Regions from separate parts of the Homo sapiens genome. Here region 1 is linked to region 2. Evidence: chromatin loops called from intact Hi-C (ENCODE). Cell type or tissue: B cell. All regions are shown on one strand. Links, peaks and the distances in the headings refer to the core of each region. The heading gives the core; the rest is flanking DNA.

Evidence for each region. Hi-C counts contacts between places; a loop is a spot of excess contacts. Peaks named below come from ENCODE experiments on the same cell type or tissue, not always from the same donor. Only the 100,000 strongest peaks of a DNase experiment are listed, where the experiment ranks them.
Region 1: a loop joins it to region 2, with 15 times the contacts of the local background. A loop is called at or near these places in 3 of 110 quality-filtered maps.

Annotation. Positions count from the first base shown.
Region 1 is chr17:47,773,669-47,778,974 of GRCh38, forward strand. No RefSeq gene overlaps it. Among named protein-coding and RNA genes, the nearest start is that of TBX21, 43 kb to the left of the region's middle. RefSeq lists an enhancer at 4,297-4,810. In B cell, for the core only: CTCF peaks have their summits at 3,101 (motif pointing right) and 3,301; a DNase peak (open chromatin) is centred at 3,133; H3K27me3 peaks cover 3,742 bases.
Region 2 is chr17:47,661,924-47,667,255 of GRCh38, forward strand. It overlaps KPNB1 (karyopherin subunit beta 1), which reads left to right. Exons shown (of 22, transcript NM_002265.6): 7 at 1,166-1,255; 8 at 2,236-2,346; 9 at 3,134-3,235. Among named protein-coding and RNA genes, the nearest start is that of KPNB1, 15 kb to the left of the region's middle. RefSeq lists an enhancer at 1,916-1,985. In B cell, for the core only: CTCF peaks have their summits at 2,603 (motif pointing right) and 2,802; DNase peaks (open chromatin) are centred at 2,188 and 2,578; H3K4me3 peaks cover 892 bases; H3K27ac peaks cover 1,976 bases.

The sequences.
Region 1 (5,306 bases), core at 307-5,306, 110 kb after region 2:
AGTTGAGGGACAATGTTTTTAGGAAAGCGTTTCCTGGTTTCCTCCTGCCTCAGTCTGTGTTGGGTGTCCTCTCTTGGGCTCCCAATGTCTGGAGAGTCCCTGTGCCCCATCATCACTGTATACTTCCTTTTTTTTTTTTTTGAGACAGAGTTTCTCTCTTGTCACCCAGGCTGGAGCGCGATGGCGCAATCTTGGCTCACTGCAACCTCCGCCTTCGGGGTTCAAGCAATTCTCCTGCTTCAGCCTCCCGACTAGCTGGTATTATAGGCATCTACCACACCTGGCTAGTTTTTTATTTTTAGTAGAGTCAGGGTTTCACCATGTTGGCCAGGCTGGTCTCAAATTCCTGACCTCAGGTGATTCGCCCACCTCGGCCTCCCAAAATGCTGGGATTACAGGTGTGAACCACTGTGCCCGGCCCATCACTGTATACTTTCTAATCATCTGAACCCTCACTGGGACTGTGAACTATGTGAAGTTAGACACTGGATCTCATTTTCGAATCTCCAGCTATAGTGGGACATCTGGCACATACAAGTGGCAGCTTCTTTTTTGTTTGTTTGTTTTGAGACGGAGTCTCGCTCTGCCGCCCAGGCTGGAGTGCAGTGGTGTGATCTCAGCTCACTGCAACCTCTGCCTCCTGGGTTCAAGCAATTCTCTGCCTCAGTTTCTCGAGTAGCTGGGATTACAGGCACCCGACAGGTAGCAGCTTCTATGGTTTGCTGTCCAGCCCATTTTTTGTGCACCTCCTGATAACTGCACCCCCATTTCTTTGAGGAACTGCCTCTCTCCCTCTACATGGTCCTGAGGAGCTGAGCTGTGGTGCTGTCTTCTACTTCCACCTCCTCTGCAAAGGCGGGCATGTGACCAGGCTGGGTTAATCAGTTTTTCATGTCCCTGGCAACAGTGGTTAGACCAATGGGTATCAGTGACCCAAGCAGGACCAATCAGATTCTTTTTTGGAATTACCCTACAGACACTGGAAGGAGGTCCCTTTCATGTTGGGATTGCTAGTTGAGATGTTATAGGCATGGGGCTGCAGGTGGCCATCTTCCCGCCTTCTGGAGGGAGTCGGTGTGTAGAAAAAAGGCAAGCAGACACAAGTGGAGATGAGACATGGGCAAGGATGGAGCCCTGGTGGCCTTGTGTCCTGAGTTCCAGTCCTGTTGGTGCCTGTTGCCCTCCTTCAGCCCTTTAGACTCTTAGAGTACAGTGTCCTCCCAGTGTGAGCCAGCAAGTTCCCTCTTAAAGTTGGTTTGAGTGGGTTTCTGCTGCCTGTAACTAAAAGAGTTCTGACTAATAGAGGACTCCACACAAATCTAATGAAAACACTCATAAACTAAGTGAACCATCTCAGGCGCCTCTCTCCCACCCTCTGAGGTGGTGCAGCAAGACCTCCTCATCTATGCTCTTTGAAGAGGCTGATACTACCCCCTGCCTGCACTTGCAGTCTCCAGTCTGAACTCTGCAGCATGGCAAGTGAGACCTTTGTGATCTGACCTCAACTTCCCCAGCAAATTTCCCATGCTCTTCCTAGGCAGTCTCTGTTCCAGCCAGTTCCTTGCACATAGGTCACTGAACTTGCCCTGTTGTTTCAGATGGCTGCATGTGCCTCACATTGATGCTCTTATCCTAGCTGATTAATCCTGACCCACCCTCCAAGACCAATCCCAAGGGCATCTCCTCAAAAGCCTTTCCTGCCCCACCCAAGCATAGTTCAGCCCCCTTTTCTGCAGTAATCACCCCCCACTGCAAACCCATCACATGAAATCACAGTCATTGCTTACTCATCTGTCCTTCCTCTACTATGCAGGGTCCCTCAAGGGCAGAGGCATGTTCTTTATCTGCCTTTGTAGCCCTGTCTCCCAGCACTCATAGTATATTGTCAACAAACACATGTTGTGACTGGTCTTGGGAAGAGACTTCATTTCCTTCTCTATAAAATGGTGGAAAGGGAGTTCTTCTGACCCTGCACACCCCCAGGTTTCAGGTTTCAGAAGAGAGGCAAGTCTTATGATCATCCATCAGGACCCACTCCATGCCAAGAGGGTGGAGAGCAGAAAGACACTGTGGACCTCATCGGACTAGCCCGTGTCTACACTGGCTTCTGGTACAGTTGATGATGGGTCCATTTAACTTAGAGTACCCTGATTCTCCCTGAGAGTCTCTGAGCTTTGAGCAGCCCAGTCTCCTCCCTCATTTTCCACCACCAGATGTGACAAAAAGAGAGGGGAGGTTCTAGGAGGTCTCCTGACCCTCCATTCATGTGTCAGGACAGAGACATCCTGGGGAGGTGCTGGAGGAGCTTTGGGGAAGTCAGAGAAGAGGACTGGGAAAATTCTCTCTGTTGCATGCACTCAAGTCCCTGGCTGTGACTGTGTTACTGTATGAGCCTTCCCACACCAGTGGGAGGCAGTATAGTGGAGTGCTTAACAGCAGAGAATCTGGAATCCAGAGTAGCTGTGCAGCTTTAGGCAAGTCACCTAACTTCTCTGTCCCACAATTTCCTCATCTGTAAAATAGGGATGATAAAAGTAGTTACCTCACAGGGTAGCTTGTGAGGAAGAAGAGTTATTTCTAAAGCACATAATGACTGCTATTAGTTGCTTATATATACAATAATAGGGTTTCCTGTGTTGAAACTTAATCTTGGGACCCATGAATTCTTTTTGTCCTTAATAAAGAGACCACTCAATGGGCCCATGAGCAGAGTGGGGGTGGGATGGAAATGGTTATGAAACTGCAGTCATGTGTCCCTTAATGACGGGTAGGGATGCGTCGTTAGGTGATTTCATTGTGGTGGGAACATCAGAGTGTACTTCCACAAACCCGGATGGTATAGCCCACTTCACACCTAGGCTATGCGGCATAGCCTATTGCTCCTAGGCTACAAACGTGTACAGCATGTTACTGCACTGAATACTGTAGGCAATTGTAACACAATGGTAAGTATTTGTGTATCTAAACATATAAAATGCACAGTAAAAATACCATATTATAATCTTATGGGACGACTGTCATTTATGCGGTCCATTCTTGACAAATATTATGCGGTGCATGACTGTGCATGGAAGATGGAAAAGACATAGTGAAATTCCTCAAGCATCCACAAGAGGGCTCCCCAATCTCCCCAAAGCACCCACTTCACTATGATGAAGAGCCTCGTAGGACTCATTGCCTTTTCTTCTACTTGGGTATCTATCGAAGCAGGTCAGTGAGAATCAGGCCACAAATGTGTGATGATGGCTGAAGGTGCCGCCTAGTGATGGCAAATGACCCATATAGAAGCATCTCCTAACTCAGGCTGTGTGCACCCCAATACACACCACCTCTTATCCCGCAGAGACACAGATATCCCCAACCTTTAGCCCTGTCCCCCAGGACACTGGGGAGAGGGAAAGTCACATTCTCTGTGGAAAACTATGCCTGTTCCCTCCCCCACGCCCACCCCTGGGAGTCAGGCCCCTCCACCAGCCTCACCCACTGGGCCCTCATAGTGATCTGGCCCCTAAGCAGCCACAGACCTCTCCCCAACCACTCCTGCCTCCCCAGCTACCTGAGCCTGACCATGGTCTGGGCTAGGTCATGTGGGTCTAGCTCTGGCCCTCACCTCTGGTTTTTGGGAGAGAGTTGTTAGTGGGATGGGAGTGAGGTGGGGAGATGGGAGACATCCCTGTGTCCTGCAGAGAGGGTGAGGATTGGGGTGAGAACAGGGTGGTGATTAGGCCCACTGCCCAATTCAGCAGAGAACTCATGAGTGACAAGGGACGCCACTGCTCTGGCGTGTACCTAGGAAGCGGGAGAGAAGGTGGAAGATCAGAAGAGAGGTCACGCAACCCTCCCTCCCTACAATGCAGGCCCAGGCCACCTCCCTGAAGCTGGGCTCTGTGGGGATGCAGCCCGCAGGGATCCAGACGTAGCGGAGTCACTCCTGACCCCTCACCCTCCTTTCCCAGCTCTCACATGCGTAGAGGGAGTGAGGGGCAGAGGAAAGAGCACTGAATTCTTCAGGAGGCCTGGGTTCTAGGCCTGCTCTGTCATGCACTGTCATCGCCCCGCTGAGGTTCAGGTTCCTCATCTGTAAGGAAGGATATGACACCATCCAGCCCCAGCAATGGCAGATTGGCTCTCATGGATGATGGAATCAGAGTTTGGAAGGGAGCGGGGATAAGGGCCCTGCCAACTGTAGATGGGAACCATAGTTCCTAAAATTACCTACCAGTTTAGTTGCGGCAGGAGCAGAGCAGACCCTTAGTGGAGTCTAAGGTCCACCATCACTCTCTTAAAAGACAGGGTTACTTCGCCATCAGTTCCTGGGACAGAGCACCATCCCGTGTCTGCCATCTGACTAATCCTCCTCTCCAGCTACAGAGGCTTGGGCTGTGGGGAGTCTTGCCCCACCCACCTCAGATACAGAAGACAATGTGGTTAAAAGAGGCCAGAAAGTTCTAGAAGAGCTGGCAAAGATGCAGGTTGAGAGGACAGAAATGGGCACTTGCCCCCAGGCATCACCTTCAGCGCACACTCTGGGACCGACCCGGGTGGCCCAGGGGTGGGATGTGGCGGGGACATGTGGACCCCGAGGCGCCTGCAGGCCGGCGGGTGTGGACAGCAGCCTTGCAGGAAGGAGCAGCGCGGGGCAGAGCCCGGGGCTCTCGGTGCAGCAGGCCGGGTGGCCACGGGGCAGAGCCGGAGGACCAGAGACGCCCGAGCGGGAGGGACCCGGCGCGCCTTGGCCTCGATGGCCTGCGCCCTGAGCGGCGCGGACCAGTCCGCTGCCTTTCTCGGCTTCCTGGGGGCTGCCGGGCTCGGAGCACGCGGAGAAGGCGCAGGGTTCGCAGCAGCGCTCGGACTCAGTCCCCCAATGGCGGGGAAGACCGGCTGGGACCCGGGCCGGGGGCCAGGGAGGCAGCAGAGTCTATTCGTGGTCCGTCCGCACACAGCGGGGTTCCGCTCACCAACAGTGACGAGGGGCGCGGCGGGACCCGCAGAGAGAGCAGGTCCCTGGCAGCCGTCATCTTGGTGGCCCTCTACCACCCTAGCTACTGAAGAGGCTGAGGAGGCTATAGGATGGCCACAGAAAAGGCACCTCAGGTCCCCTCAATTAAAGTATTGAGGATCAAGAGGTGGTTGGATTAGACGAAGGAGGGTTAGACCCTTTTTTTTTTTTTACTTTTTAAGTTCTAGGGTACATGTGCACAATGTGCAGGTTTGTTACATATGTATACATGTGCCACGTTGGTGTGCTGCACCTATTAACTCGTCATTTACATTAGGTATTTCTCCTAATGCTATCCTTTCCCCAG
Region 2 (5,332 bases), core at 333-5,332:
TGATCAGCTTTGCTACTTTATTGCCATAGGTTATTCAAGTGATTGTTTTCCCCTGTAGCCATTAAAGCAGCTTTGCTATTGCTATACCCAAAACCTGACCCTTCAAGAAGATAGAAGTAATATCTTCAGTCTGAATAGTATTAGTGAATTTAGCCGTACCATGGGTTCCACACGCACCTTTAATGCAAAAAAAAAGACTGAGGCCAGGCGCGGTGGCTTACGCCTGTAATCCCAACACTTTACAGGCGCATGTCTGTAATCCAGCTACTCAGGAGGCTGAGGCAGGAGAATTGCTTGAACCCGGGAGGCGGAGGTTGTAGTGAGCTGAGATCACACCACTGCACTCCAGCCTGGGAGACTCCATCTCAAAAAAAAAAAGGACTGGCTGTGGTGGCTCACACCTATAATACCAGCACTTTGGGAGACCGAGGCCAGAGGATCACTTGAGCCCAGGAGTTGGAGACCAGTCTGGGCAACATGGCGAAACTCCATGTCCACAAAGATTAGCTGTGCGTGATGGGGCGAGCCTGTAGTCCTAGCTACGTGGGAGGCTGAAGTGGGAGGATTGCTTGAGCCTGGTGGTTGAGGCTGCAGTGAGCCGTGATCATGGCCACTATACTTGCACCAGGGCGACAGAGCAAGAAGACTGTCTCAAAAAAAAAAAAAAGAGAAAAATGGCCGGGCGCAGTGGCTCACACCTTTAATCCTAGCACTTTAGGTGGCCGAGGTGAGTGGATTGTCTGAGCTCAGGAGTTCGAGATGAGCCTGGTCAACATAGCAAAACCCCGTCTCTACTAAAAATACAAAAAATTAGCCGGGCATGGTGGCGGGCACCTGTAGTCCCAGCTACTTGGAAGGCTGAGGCACGAGAATTGCTTGAATCGGGGAGGCAGAGGTTGCAGTGAGCCAAGATCATGCCACTGCACTCCAGCCTGGGCAACAGGAGCGGAACTCTGTCCCTTCCCCGAAAAAGAGAGACAAAATGGGAAAATAAAGGAACAGATAATGAGGGAATTAAAGGGAGAGAATGAATTTTAGGGAAATGATAACGTATCCCATATTTACCTCAATTAATCCTTAGGATTATTGGCCCATTTGAGTGAATCTAACTTTGTCAGATTGCGTTGTTATTTTAGTAAACTATCTGATCTGCTGTTCATAAAAGGTACGAGTGGCTGCTTTACAGAATCTGGTGAAGATAATGTCCTTATATTATCAGTACATGGAGACATATATGGGTCCTGCTCTTTTTGCAGTAAGTATTTCTATTTATGTGATTTGAGCTTGTGGCTAATTACAGAGCCCATCATCCTTAGTCGCTATTTTGCCAATTCTGTAATATTTTACTTAATACTATGGAATCAAGGAAATTCCTCGAGACTGTTCGGTTTAAGCTCATCAGTGGTGTGCCAAGAAAACTGGTGCTAACTTTGTGTGGGTAAAAGACCTTCATTTTGAGGTCAGGCCCGGTGGCTAACGCCTGTAATCCCAGCACTTTGGAAGGCTGAGGTGGGCAGATCACCTGAGGTCAGGAGTTCGAGACCAGCCTGGCCAATATGGTGAAACCCCGTCTATACTGAAAACACAAAAATTAGCTGAACGTGGTGGCACGTGCCTGTAATCCCAGCTACTCTGGAGGCTGAGGCTGGAGAATCGCTTGAACCCAGGAGACGGAGGGTGCAGTGAGCCAAGATCACGCCATTGCACTCCAACCTGGGCCAGAAAGCGAGACTCTGTCTCAAAAAGAAAAAAGAAACAACCTGCATTTTGAAAATCTGAGGCTGGGCATGGTGGCTCACGCCTGTAATCCCAGCAGTTTGGGAGGCTGAGACTGACAGATCGCTTGAGTCCAGGAGTTTGAGACCAGCCTAGGCAATATGGTGAAACCCCGCCTCTACAAAAAATACAAAAATAAGCTGGGTGAGGTGGCATGCACTTGTGGTCCCACCTATGGAGGAGGCTGGGGTGGGAGGTTTGTTTGAGCCTGGGAGGTGGAGGTTGCAGTAAGCTGAGATTGTGCTGCTGTACTCCAGCCTGTGTGACAGAGTGAGACCCCATCACCAAAAAAAAAAAAAAGAAAAGAAAATCTTTCTTTTCCTATCTTTTCTTTCAAGCCTAGCTTCCTTTTTATAGTTACATTTCTGAAATTTGCATGTCTGTGGTTAAAGCCGGGTTGGGGCAGGGACTCACTTGAATCAGTACTTATTTGGGGCCTGGGGTGTTTTTCTTCTTAAGATCACAATCGAAGCAATGAAAAGTGACATTGATGAGGTGGCTTTACAAGGGATAGAATTCTGGTCCAATGTCTGTGATGAGGAAATGGATTTGGCCATTGAAGCTTCAGAGGTGAGCTGGGGAGAACTATTACTCTGAATACGCTTTGGGACATATCTCATTTGTGGATGATGTTCCCCTTCTAGGAGAACTTTATTCTGTCTGGGTTTAGAGGGTATCTCCATTGGCAGAGATTTTGATTTTTCTGCTAGCCAGAGCCCTTCATGAAGGAGGCACATCAGTAATGAGGGCTCACGTTCTTGCCAAGCAGTCAGGCATGATTGATCGTAAATAGTGGTATTATCACTGTGAACACAAGGGGGCAGCAGGCTGTCGCAGTTTACCAAGGTGATGCCTGATGCTGAATTATTTCCTTTTGGAAGTCCTAATGCAAGCCTAGGATGTATAATTGATACTTTACTAACTCTGGTGAAAGAGTCAGATATGGAAGAGAATGGGGAGTTCTGTACTTGGGATCTTTGAATTCAAGTTTTGTTTCCAGCTTGGTCTTTACACACTTTTATTTCAGGACAAAAATAAAAAGGTTTTTTTTGGCATCTTTAGGCAAACTGAGTGTGTGTTGATCCAAGGAACACTGAAATATCAGGTTGTCCATATGAATTGAACTTATGAAAAAAAAGTTATACTTAATGTTGCCTTGGACCTATATTATATGGCCTAAAAGATTCTCACTGAAGTAGACCAAAAAATTAGCACTTTCCAAGATCACATTGTATGTTACCATTTGTCCTTGTATGTTTCTGTTTCTGTTAAGAGATCCCTGTTCGGCTCTCATTGTATGCCTTTAGTATACAGAGCTCGGTTGCTTTTGTCTAGAATTTGCTTTGTTTCTCCTCAGGCAGCAGAACAAGGACGGCCCCCTGAGCACACCAGCAAGTTTTATGCGAAGGGAGCACTACAGTATCTGGTTCCAATCCTCACACAGACACTAACTAAACAGGTGAGTTACCTTCCAAATATAGGTAGGTAAGCTGTGGAACCTTACTAAGAGTAAACTGTGGAAACTTTCCATGGAAGGAACTTCGCAGCCCATCAACTATTTGATGTTCTGTTGTTGATGACTTAGAAACAGCTAAGCTGCATCTATAAGATCCCCTAGGCTCTGACTTCTTTGTGAAGGAGAACTGAGTCTTAACATCTCAGATGCATCTTGCTCAGGAATGAGCCACATGCTGCTCTGATTTCCTGAGTGCTCCATTGTCCAAACTCATAAAAGAAAGGTGCTCTGTCAAAGCTTCAGTGAAGCAAGGTTAGGAGCAAAGATGTGCTGGTTTTAGGCCACTTGCGTATCTGTTGTAATATCCAGGATACTTTCGTGAGTTCACAGGGTGTATGTTTTTAAAATTCTAAGGAAGTTGGATATAAGTTATTCAGATGCTAATGAAGGACCCCAACCCAAGAAAGAAACCCTTCTACTGATCCTTTAAGATAATTAACTTCAATTATTAAGATTCAGGATGAAAGTAAAGTGACAAGACTTCATAAAGATTGGGGTCTAATGAGTAAATATAGAAGTTCTTTTATGAGGACCGTGTCCTGGTTGCTTTTGTTCTCCTGACTTGATGCAACACAGTGTTTTTTGATACGGTATTTGGGAAGCTTCTTCTGGTGCATGTGAAGTATTACCAAAGAGCTGCTAGTACTCTGACGAAACAATGTTGGTAACTGAGCATTGCATCATTTCTTTGTACACAGGAATGTAATTGTTTTTAGGGATGTGTATAATTCTCAATATAGCAGTTTCAAAAGCTAAGTAGGGATGTGTTTGGATTAAAATGAACTGGGTGTTCCCTTAATTTTCATCTCTCCTCTCAGGGTTTTTTTGTTTTTGTTTTTGTTTTTTCTTTTGTTTTGAGATGGAGTCATACTCTGTCTCCCAGGCTGGAGTGTCATGGCATGATCTTGGCTCAGTGCACCCTCTGCCTCCTGGGTTCAAGCAGTGTCCCACTCTAGCCTCCCCAGTAGCTGGAAGTACAGGTGCGCACCACCACGCCCAGCTAATTTTTATATTTTCAGTAGAAGCGGGGTTTTGCCATGTTAGCCAGGCTGGTCTCGAACTCCTGACTTCAAGTGATCCGCCCGCCTCAGCTTCCCAAAGTGCTGGGATTATAGGCGTGAGCCACTGTGCCTGGCCTATAGTTGCTATTTTTATCTTTTGACTTCGTGTCTTTACTTTTGTGTGTGTGTGTGTGTGTGTGTGTGTATTTTATATATATATTATATATTTTATATATTATGTTATATATATTTTATATAATGTTATATATTATATATTTTATATAATGTTATATATTATATTTTATATGTATTATGTTATATATTATATATTATATATTATGTTATATGTTATATATTTTATATGTACTACATATTATATATAATTATATATATTTTATATATATTATATATATTTATTTTTTAGACAGAGTCTCACTCTGTTGCCAGGCTGGAGTGCAGTGGTGCGACCTCGGCTCACTGTAGCCTCCGCCTCCTGGGTTCAAGCGATTCTCCTGCCTCAGCCTCCTGAGTAGCTGGGACTACAGGCATGCACCACCACGCCTAGCTAATTTTTGTAGTTTTAGTAGAGACGGGGTTTCACCATGTTGGCCAGGATGATCTCGATTTTTTGACCTCATGATCCGCCCACCTCAGTCTCCCAAAGTGCTGGGATTACAGGCATGAGCCACTGCACCCGGCCTCCTTTCTTATATTTTTATTGTGCTTTTCCTATTTGAGAACAAATTATTCTTTGTGTGATTTTCTGAAACTGCATAGGCAACCTGCCTTAAGTTTACTATGTGGTGTGAATGGCCACAATTAGGAAGCTATACCTTGGATTCTAACTTAAGAGGAGATATTAGTGGAATCTTTTCTTTTTTGAACTTTTGTGGTTTTGGTTTTTGGTTTTTTGGGGTGGCGTTGGGGGGTACAGAGTCTTGCTCTATCACCCAGGCTGGAGTGCAGTGGGGCGGTCTTGGCTCACTACAACCTTCATCTCCCTGGTTCATGTGATTCTCTTGCCTCAGCCTCCCGAGTA